2 separate regions of the Homo sapiens genome follow, and region 1 is linked to region 2. A link is a contact called in ENCODE Hi-C data. All regions are on one chromosome and are shown on one strand. Each heading gives the region's core, a stretch centred on a gene start or an enhancer-like site at or near the end of the contact. The rest is flanking DNA. Distances are from core to core; before and after follow the strand shown.

The links. A loop is a pair of places that touch in the nucleus more often than their neighbours do. Pooled maps may share reads with other maps.
Region 1: a pooled map shows a loop between it and region 2 (10-fold over the local background). The contact joins the promoter of ANKRD36 here to the promoter of STARD7-AS1 in region 2. A Hi-C loop is called at or near these places in 1 of 37 single-sample maps with no recorded cell type and 6 of 50 pooled maps.

The regions. Positions count from the first base shown.
Region 1 is chr2:97,111,252-97,116,375 of GRCh38, reverse strand. ANKRD36 (ankyrin repeat domain 36) reads right to left here and starts at 3,223. Exons shown (of 76, transcript NM_001354587.1): 1 at 2,440-3,223. The coding sequence starts at 2,636. RefSeq lists enhancers at 2,484-2,713, 3,674-3,773 and silencers at 2,834-2,963, 3,044-3,423.
Region 2 is chr2:96,206,764-96,211,837 of GRCh38, reverse strand. It overlaps STARD7-AS1 (STARD7 antisense RNA 1), which reads right to left and starts at 3,422. Exons shown (of 4, transcript NR_046322.1): 1 at 2,859-3,422. STARD7 (StAR related lipid transfer domain containing 7) reads left to right here and starts at 3,011. Exons shown (of 8, transcript NM_020151.4): 1 at 3,011-3,693. The coding sequence starts at 3,404. RefSeq lists silencers at 2,765-2,984, 3,335-3,594 and an enhancer at 2,727-3,317.

The DNA.
Region 1 (5,124 bases), core at 1,974-4,473, 900 kb before region 2:
CTTGAACCTGAGAGGCAGATTGCAGTGAGCCGAGATCATGCCACTGCACTCCAGGCTGGGCAACAGGGTGAGACTCCATCTCAAAAATAAACAAACAAACAAAGACATAAATAATAAAATAAAATAGAAACTGAGAATTATTTTTTCTTTGCAAGATTTATATTTCTTCTTTTTCCAAGGATAATTTCATTAATAAAAAACATTTACTAGAAGTTTTAAACATACTGATCATTTATACATCACAGATAAGAGAAAATATCACAATACACCTGCCAGAAAAGAAGAAATGTTACATTTTGTACACATATTTGGCTTACAAACACCATAGATTGTTTGTGTGTATGTATAATCAAACCAACTTTTTTTCAGAGTACATCTTCACACCTCAACATACATCTGTATCTACTGACATCTGCAAAGGTCCCATATTGTCCCATCCTATGGATGCACTGAAATTTATTGATAAATTTATAAAATTTATAAAATCCATTATAAGGGGTTTTCCAAATACATTGCTATTTTAAGCAGTGCTGAGAAAAACAAATTGCATGTATCTCTATTTCCTAGAGATATTTTAGTATAATGGAATTGATGGGTGAAGGGCACATACATTTTTACAGTGTGATACTTACCAAAAAATTGTCTATTTGAAAAGTCATCAGAAATGTAAACTTTCAACAGCAGTATATGTACTGCTACCCTTTACCCTCACAAACTTGTGATAGAAAATAGTATTTCATTCCTTTTTTAACTTAAATACCTTCTCCTCCCAGGAACACTAAATATTTTTTCCCATGTGCATAGGTTGCTTGAACATCTGAAAAATAAATGCTTTGCTCTATTTTAAATGAGAGTTCTTGTTTATTTGAAGAATTCTCTGTAAAATGAAAATCACTTTTTTATCTAATATGTATATACACATATTGTCTTTTGTTAATTTTTTCTTATAAACTGGATTTTTTTTATTTTGCTAAATCGACCTTCAGAATGTGTGCTTGTGATATTTGTAGGAATATAAACATGCATCAATATAAGTAGGCATTTGTGTTTTTTTCTGTTATCTTTCTTATTTTGTGCATTTAAAATTTTTAATCTACATTCCATAACGAATTTATTTCTGTGACATAAAAATCTAGCCAGATTTCTCCAAATAGTTAGCAGGCACTTCATTTATGAGTAATTCATCTTTTCCTACTAATATGAAATGTCACCATTATCCAATTCTATTAGATTGGTGCAAAGGCAATTGCGGCTTTCGCCATTACTTGTAATTGCGGCAAAAACCGCAATTGCTTTTGCACCAACCTAATAAATTCTTACACATATTGGTGTGTTCCTGGATTTTCTAACCTGTTCCATTCACTGATTTGTTGTTTCAGCTGTTAGTAAATAACTTGTGGAAATTAACAGCACATTTTCATATCTAGAAAGGCAAGTCTTTTTTGACTCCATTTCAAAAGTTTTCTTGATGTCGTCACAATAGTAAAAGACAGCATGAGTAATTCAAAAATGTTAACACTTTGATAACTTTATTTGGATTATGTAAAATTTATAAACACAGAAAGAGCTCAGAACTTTAGAAAAATGTGTCTTTCTATTCAAGAACACAGACCATCTTCCCACTTCAAAGTTTCCCTCTAAGGTCCCTCAGTGAAAACCAAATTGACATAGGTGTCCATTGATATCAAATAAATATTGGATTTTTATCCAAAGAATTTTTAGCCAGGAAGTTGATATATTATGGAAATGATTTCTCTCATTATGCACCTTTCCATAATGTATGTAACATTATGCTTTAAAATGTGCACGTTAAAAATAAAACGCTGTACATGCTGAATTTTATTAGTGAAATCACTTTAAAATGATTTATAAAGAAGCAGCATGGTGAGTGATTGGAAACCAGCTGAAGTTTTGTTTTTGTTTTGCTGCTTGTGAAAATGACCTGGGTGCTCGCCCCCGCCAAGGTTTCCACATCCCAGGTGCGGCTGAGCCTGCCAGGAAAGAAAGTCCAGCCCCTTTGGTGACAGGACTCGCCCCCCTCACCTCTGCACCCCTTTCCCCCACCCCATTCACCCCCACCCCTCACCCCCACCTCCAGTCCTCTATCCCATTGAACCCTCACCCCATCTCCCCACCCCACACCGTCCACGCCCCTACCCCCCAAGCCTTCATTCCGTCCACCTCAGCCCATTCACGCCCCCACCCCATGCACCCCCTACTCCCCACTCCCATCCCCCAACTCACTCCACACCCCGCCACCCCATATACCGCCACTCCCCAGGCCCCGCTCCACTCACTCCCACCCCAGCCGGGCACCCCCTAGCCCCCGTCCAAACCCCGAGCCCCGGACCATCCGCCCCGCAGCCCTCAGCCTGGAAAGGGGTACTTCTCCACATCCACAGGCCTCCTCCCGCAGCCCCGGCTCCCGGCCCCCATTACCTTTCCTTCCTGTCTCTCTTATTGGCGTCATAATACGTGAGCAGAAGGTACTTCAGTTTCTCTAGATTACCATGTAAGACAGCTCTGTGGATCCTCTTCAGATGATACGGTTTAATGGGGTATTGGGGAAATGCGAAGCCATCCGAGCACAAGCGCTCCATGAGGGTGGGCCACCTCTCCCGCTTGCCGTCTTCCATAATCGTCGGCTGCAAATTGTAGCCTGCAGCCGTATTTCAGCTCGCCTTCGGGGATCGCCGCCTCCGAAGAGCAACAACGAGCAAAGCAGTCTGTCCACGGACCTCCGCACAGACTCTCAGCGCCTCCCGCCTCTCAGCAGAAACGCCCAACAGAAGGGTTAGAACCAGCGAGCACGCGCACCTTAGCCGGCCCTGCCCAACAGGCCCGAGGCAGAGAAACCGCCCTAGCAGCTCTCGCGCGCCCAGTGCAGGCGGCGGTTGCTGCGGAGGTGCCGCGGGAGGGCGGGGCTCCCTGGAGCGCGAGGCGCGCCCTGCCCCAGGGCCTGTTTAACTGTCGCCCGCGCGCTCTTCTCTTCCACAGGCTCCCGACGCTCGGAGTCCCCCGCGCTGGGCCCTCTGCAGCCCAGGGATGGGGTTGAGTGGTGCTTCTCCGCCTGGTGCCACCGCTGGGCCCACAGCCCCACTTCGCCACTGCGTCGCCCCCGGGGTCCGCGCTGATGGGTGCGAGGCGGGAGGACGGGATCCGGGGTTGCCACAGCTGCAGCCAGCGCACCACTTGTAGGCGGCACTGCAGCTCGGGCTCCGGCGGGGGCTGGCGGGGCTCCCGTGGGATGGCCTCCTGGGCCCTGAGTGCGCCCCCATCCGGCCGGAGGGTGCGCGCCTCCTGCACCCCCGGCGGAAGCCCATGCCCGGCGCTCCTGCCGCAGACTGCCTGACTTGCCGCGGCCAGGCTGGCCCCGGGGTCCGCGCGGCTGGAGGCGCAGGCCTGGTCGGGGATTCCCAATCCTCGGGGACCCCTGCTCCATGTGCTGGTGGCGGCTGCAGCTGCAGCGCCCGTGGGCTGACGTGGCTTCCCGGAGCTGCGGCCGGCCGCGCCCAAGGGCCCCACAGGCTGCGCTGCCCTTGCCAGCTGCTCCTGACCCGCGCCCAGAGCGCAGGACCTGACGCTTGGCACTCTGCAGCCACGGGGATGAGGCTGAGCGCCTGTTTTCGGCCTCGTGGCGCCGCTGGGGCCACAGCCTGACTTCACCACCCTGTCGCCCGAGTCCTGTGATGGGCAGGTGTGAGGAGGGGCAATCGGGGTTCCCAAGGCTGCTGCCTGCATGCCACTCCGTGAGGAAGTTGAAATACGTGATCTCTAAGATTCCTCCCAGTTCTTCACCTCATGAGACAAATATAAATCAAGTAACATTCGCTATTGTGATTAGAAAAGCTGCATTTACACACGTTAGCCACTAGATGGGGACGTGCGATTGTTACAATGCTGAAGGTTTCCCGTATTTCTTTATTTTTTATTTGGCCGCTAGAGGGCACGCCTGCACTGCACTTAAAGCTGACTATTAAGGAAAGACAAAGGAATTCTTGGATTTTTCCATTTTCCTCATCACCTGTGCTTATCAGAGAATTCCAGGGGCAAGCTACCCTTTCCAATTCATCACTAATTTATAAACAAAATTCTAAGGAGTAAGGAATGCTTCTTACTTACTTCCTATAACATATTTAAGAATGAACGCTCAAAATAAAAGTAATTTATTTAAAACGTGTTGAGTAATTATAACTGCAAAATTTTTGCTCATGTTTTTCATATGCTGTTCATTTGCAAATTATTAGAAATCTACATATTCTGTTCATCTCAGCATTATTTATAACAGGGAAAAATTAGACACTAGCCAAAAATCTAAAAACAGGGAACAGTAAGGAAAAAACAAATGGTTCTTTTAATCATCATCACTAAAAGTGCTTGTGACTTAAAATAATGACATAAAAGATGCTTCTACGTTGTTGAGTAAAACATCAAGATAAATTTAAAATTCTATTTCAAGCTTAACTATATTCATTTAAAAAGAGAAAAATTTTAGAGGGTTTATCTTGTTGGATTATCAGATGTTATTTTTCTCTTTTTAATGCCATATACTTTTCAAATTTTCAGTGGGCTGGTATTACTTTTGTATTTAAAAAAGAAAAATATAAGGAAAAAGAAACCTGTCACACACTTTTTAGTGGATTTTACTGATCAGTCATCTCTGTATTTCTGGCATCAGCAAACTGAGCCAGAAACTCAGTGCCTCCCATTTCTTTCTTTTTTTTTTTTTTTTTAGACGGAGTCTTGCTCTGTCGCCCAGGCTAGAGTTCAGTGGCTCAAACTTGGCTCGCTGCAACCTCTGCCTCCCAGGTTCAAGTGATTCTTCTGCCTCAGCCTCCCAATTAGCTGGGATGACAGGTGCCCACCACCGCACCCGGCTAATTTTTCTATTTTAGTAGAAACAGGGTTTCACCATCTTGACCAGGCTGGTCTCGACTCCTGACCTTGTGATCCACTGGCCTCGGCCTCCCAAAGTGCTGGGATTAACAGACCTGAGCCACCGCGCCAGGCCAAGTGCCTCCCATTTCTTGTATTTACCTTTAAAACTCCTGCAATGAAGGACTCCCTCCTCCCTCATCTAACCTATTATGTGTGTGGTGAGTTCTGACTATGATATCATTCCTG
Region 2 (5,074 bases), core at 2,173-4,672:
GCAGAAAAAAACTTAAGAACAGTTAACAAAAGGTGTACCACAGTTTTTCTTCTGAAGCATAATTTTTCTCTCTCCAGTTCCCATTTTTACTAAAAACAAATCATGATAGAACTGATTTGTTTACAAAATAAACCGCAGTCTTATTGTACTTGGCCTGATGATTTGCATAAAGTGAAGCAAGAATAATTATTTTTCACATAGGCTTTGTTTTTTTTTTTGAGATGAAGTCTTGCTTCGTGGCCCAGGCTAGAGTGCGGTGGTGCGATCGTGGCTTACTGCAACCTCCGCCTCCCAGGCTCAGGCGATTCTCCTGCCTCAGTCTTCCAAGTATCTGGGATTACAGGTATCTGCCACCACGCCCAGCTAACTTTTTGTATTTTCAGTAGAGACAGGGTTTCACCATGTTGGCCAGGCTAGTCTCAAACTCCTAACATTGTGATCTGCCTGCCTTGGCCTCCCAAAGTGCTGGGATAACAGGTGTGAGCCACTGCGCCTGGCCTTCACATAGGCTTTTAAAATTGGCTTTGATGGAACTCTGTTCCATAAGAAATCTTAGATAAGACCTTTTTAAAGCCAAGCCCAGCCATGGGTTTGTACCCTCGAATACCTATGAGTTGGGTAAATTCCTCTCCTCTTGAGGTGTCAAGATAACTTAGGTCTCCTGAGCCTGTTAGAAAGTGACATTCTTTACTTACCACAGGTCAGGAACCTCGTACAGGGACTGTGTTGACATAGTATGAGGCCAGATTTCCCAAGGGGCTCTATAAGTCAATTTTTTGGCTTATTGGCTCTATAAGTCAACTTTGTTTTTTTTTTTTTTGAGACGGAGTCTCGCTCTGTCGCCCAGGGTGGAGTGTAGTGGCGCGATCTCGGCTCACTGCTGCAAGCTCCACCTCCCGGGTTCACGCCATTCTCCTGCCTCAGCCTCCCGAGTAGCTAGGATTACAGGTGCCCACTACCACGCCCGGCTAATTTTTTGTATTTTTAGTAGAGACGAGGTTTCACCGTGTTAGCCAGGATGGTCTGGATCTTCTGACCTCGTGATCCGCCCGCCTTGGCCTCCCAAAGTGCTGGGATTAAAAGTGTGAGCCACCATGCCCGGCCTAGAGCTCTTTTTTCTAAGAAAAAATCCTTTTAAGGCCAGGCACGGTGGGTCATTGAATCGTGAATTCAATGGGTGGTCTCTGAGCAGTCACCCTGAATCAGGCCTGTTAAACTTCTTTCAGGGCTCACTGAATGTGACTAGATAAATAAGGAGTGTTCTCCAAGTTAGGCCTGCTGGATTTTCATCAGCAATTCCTTCAGAGATCCCCTCCATATATACAAACACACACACGAAGACAAGACAGACAGAAGGCCTTCCAAATTAAGGTCCCTAACCAAGAACTCCAAGAGTACCCCTTCCAAACTATCCTCCTATTCTCCATCTGACAAATCTCCCTGAAATATTCCTGATTGAGAAGTCTCCCGAACCAAGACTCTTCCTAGTTAGGGACAGCCAACTGGGATGCCCCAGGAGCCAAACTGAGACAGACACCCCATGGTGGAGCTACAGACACCCACCATGTGGCTACAGAATCAGTCCGGAGAAGGAAGGAGGCACTGGCAGCACCTAGGATACTCAGCAACCTGCCACCCCATGATGGGGCTATAGCTACAGACACTCCATGACCTGGCTACAGCGCCCCGCTATGGAGCTACAGATACCCTGTGACAGGGCTACAGTTATGGGATGTCTCCCCAGGACTATTTCTCCATTGCGATTAAGTCCATGCATATTGGGCTAGCAGTGCCCCACTGGCAGAGACGGTGCCAGAGTTAGCCCCTAGTCCAAGAGAACTATGTGGCCGCTTAGGCTGGCCTCTGGATCTGTCACCAGAGGTGGGGCTACCGAACCATGGACAGGTAGCCACAAGGGGTATCCCAGACGAACCCCCAAATTTGTAACCGTACAATGGGTTCACCTTGCCCACTGCCTAGACAGAGCCGATTTATCAAGACAGGGGAACTGCAATAAAGAGTAATTCACGCAGAGCCCACTATGAGACTGGAGTTTGTTTCAACATTACTCAATCAGTCTCCCTTAGCATTCCGGGATCAGAGTGTTTAAGGATAATTTGGTGGGTGGGGGAAGGCCAGTGAGTCCAGAGTGTTGACTGGTTGGGTCGAGATGAAATAATAGGGAATTGAAGCTGTCCTCTTGCACTGAGTTGGTTCCTGGGTGGGGGCCACAAGGTCAGATGAGCCAGTTTATCCATCTGGGTGGTGCCAGGATCCAACCAGTGCGGGGTCAGCAAAATATCTCAAGCACTGATCTTAAGAGCAGTTTAGGGGGATCACAATATCGTAGCCTCCAGCTGCATGACTCCTAAACCATAATTTCCAATCTTATGGCTAACTTATTAGTCCTACAAAGGCAGTCTAGTTCCCAGATAAGAAGATTTGTTTTGGGAAAGGGCTGTTATCCTCTTTATTTTAAACTATAAACTAAGTTCCTCCCAAAATTAGTTCACCTAAGCTCAGGAATGAACAAGGACAGAAGCAAGATGGAATTGGTTAGGTCAGATCTCTTTCACTGTCTCAGTTTTAATTCTGCAATGGCGGTTATCACTGGGAGCCCCCAGCCCCCGCAGAGACATGCGGAGCCCCGCCCCCACCCTGCACTCTAATAAAGAAGGGGGCCAGCGTGCCGGCCTCTTAAAACAAGTTAACACCTGGCAGGATTCTAACAGGAACCTGGCCAGGTTTCTCCGCGGGGCGGGGCTGGGACGGCCGGAAGATGGCGGCGACGGCGGCAGCCGGGTCCGAGGGTCACTCTCCAATGCGCCCTTGACGGCTCTCGCCGCCGAGCCACCTACCTTGCTAGCAGGCGGCCTCCGCGCATGCATGAAGGGGCAGGAGGGGGCGGTGACGAGCACTTCACGGCGCCAATGAGCACCCAGGAGCCCAGGTCGCGCCCAATCACGGCCCAGGTGGCGGAGAAAAAGTAGGGTGCGCGCGCGCCGCGCGTGTGGCAGTCGCGGAAGGCGCGGGAGCTTGCGTGCTGCTGGGCCTGAGCTGTCTGTCTCGTTTCTGTCCGCGCGCCCTGCATCCCGGCCCCGGGCGCCCGCTGGAGGTCGCCGAGGAGCCACAGGGCTGACTGGTCTGCTGCCCGGGCCCAGGAGTGCCTGGTGTAGCAGTCGCGGAGCCATCCCGGCGTCTGCTGCCATGACCGACTCTCCCCTCAGAGGAGACTCTTCCTCAGCGGTGGCTGCAGAGACAGATGAGCGGCGGCTCCTGGCCGCGGGACCGTGAGACGGGTTCGTGGCCGGCCATTTAGGGGGACGCTGCGACCACCGCCTGCGCCCCTCCGGACTGGTTCCTTGGGCCCCGGAAGCTCGCGGCGGGCCCTGCGGGAGGCGGCATGCTCCCGCGGAGGCTGCTGGCCGCCTGGCTGGCGGGGACGCGGGGCGGGGGCCTGCTGGCGCTTCTGGCCAATCAGTGCCGCTTCGTCACGGGCCTGCGCGTGCGGCGCGCGCAGCAGATCGCGCAGCTCTACGGCCGCCTCTACTCCGAGAGCTCACGCCGCGTTCTCCTCGGCCGCCTCTGGCGCCGGCTGCACGGCCGTCCTGGCCATGCCTCTGCCTTGATGGCGGCGTTAGCCGGCGTCTTCGTTTGGGACGAGGAGAGGATCCAGGAGGAGGAGTTGCAGAGGTGGGCGCTGCGGCGAGCTCTTTCTGGGCCGTGGGGTGGGGGGGCTTGTGAACCCTGGGGCCTGCCCTGTGGTCGTTGGCCCTTGTTTACCCGGTGGTCTTTTAATTGGCAATACAGTCGATTGAACCTGCTTCAGCAAACCGCGTTGTTATTTGTCTCTGTGTGTCAATTTGCATTTGTCGGGTTATAAAATAGAACTGAAAGTGTGTAGGCTGGTGTGTAGGAGGGAGACTTTGAGTGGGGCGAGCAAGACAGTAAAGAAACAACACTGTAGAAATCAATTAGATAGCGAAGGCATGGAGGCCCTTGTTCATGTAATCTGTAATCTTTAACACAACCAGAAAGGTGCAAATTCAAAACAAATTTTAAATTTGGCCTAAGGGTGGTGGGCTGCTATTTGCAAAATGACTTCAATCCAGATGGGACTCAGGCCTGTGAGAAAAGCCAGGAGAGCCCTCTGTCATCGTGACTCGTGGCAAAATTGAGAGCCTGGAAGCGATTTTGTCCAGGTTACACAAACCAGCAGCCCAGACATTTGAACCTGTAAGAATTAGGTCAGATTTTTGCGACGTTAACTAGAACTTTGGGAATAGTGTCCCATTAGACTCTGAAGTCATGCTGTCGTCATCAAAACTGTGAAAAGCCCAGTACCATTGATTACGTTTGTTAATCTGTAGTTCTGAGACTGTAGTTTCCAGGTAATGTCATGGGGAAACTTTGCTTTGGTTTTTGGTTTACCTTGTGTCTGTATTTTCTTTGCAACAGATATTCTTAAACTGTGCCCTCCCTGCACAGAAAGTACTTTGCCGTGATTTCGGGAACCAGAGACAATCCCCTCCCTCCGCAGATTCCACACTCGCCTGTTTATTCTTGATATTTCCTCCACAGGGAAACAACCTGTTATTCCACATTTTTTGTTAGGTTAAAAATGGAAATACCCCAATAAAGTTTATACCATGGCCTGTGTGGGAGGTGTAACACCCAGATGCCAGGCAGCTATTTGTGCCACACTATGAATTGTGGGTAAATGCAAGTCTATCTTAAGAACTGGGAATACTTTTCCTAGCAGGAAAGATAACTTTTATAAATGCAACTTAAAATAATAACCACAAACAACCTTATTCACAAAAAAGTTAAGCTATCAAAGCGTGATAGGTATTTTGCCTAGTTCCTATTAGTATTCTTTTGCTACTTGGCCATTGGTTATAATCACAGTCTCTTGGGTGTGGGAAATAAAAGAATAGGAAGAAAACTTCTAAGTTGACAAATTATCATTAACTTTTAATTTTCATTTTTGATGATGAAATGTCCGTGTTCCACTTTTTTTTTTTTTTTTTTTTTTTTGAGACGGAGTCTCGCTCTGTCGCCCAGGCTGGAGTGC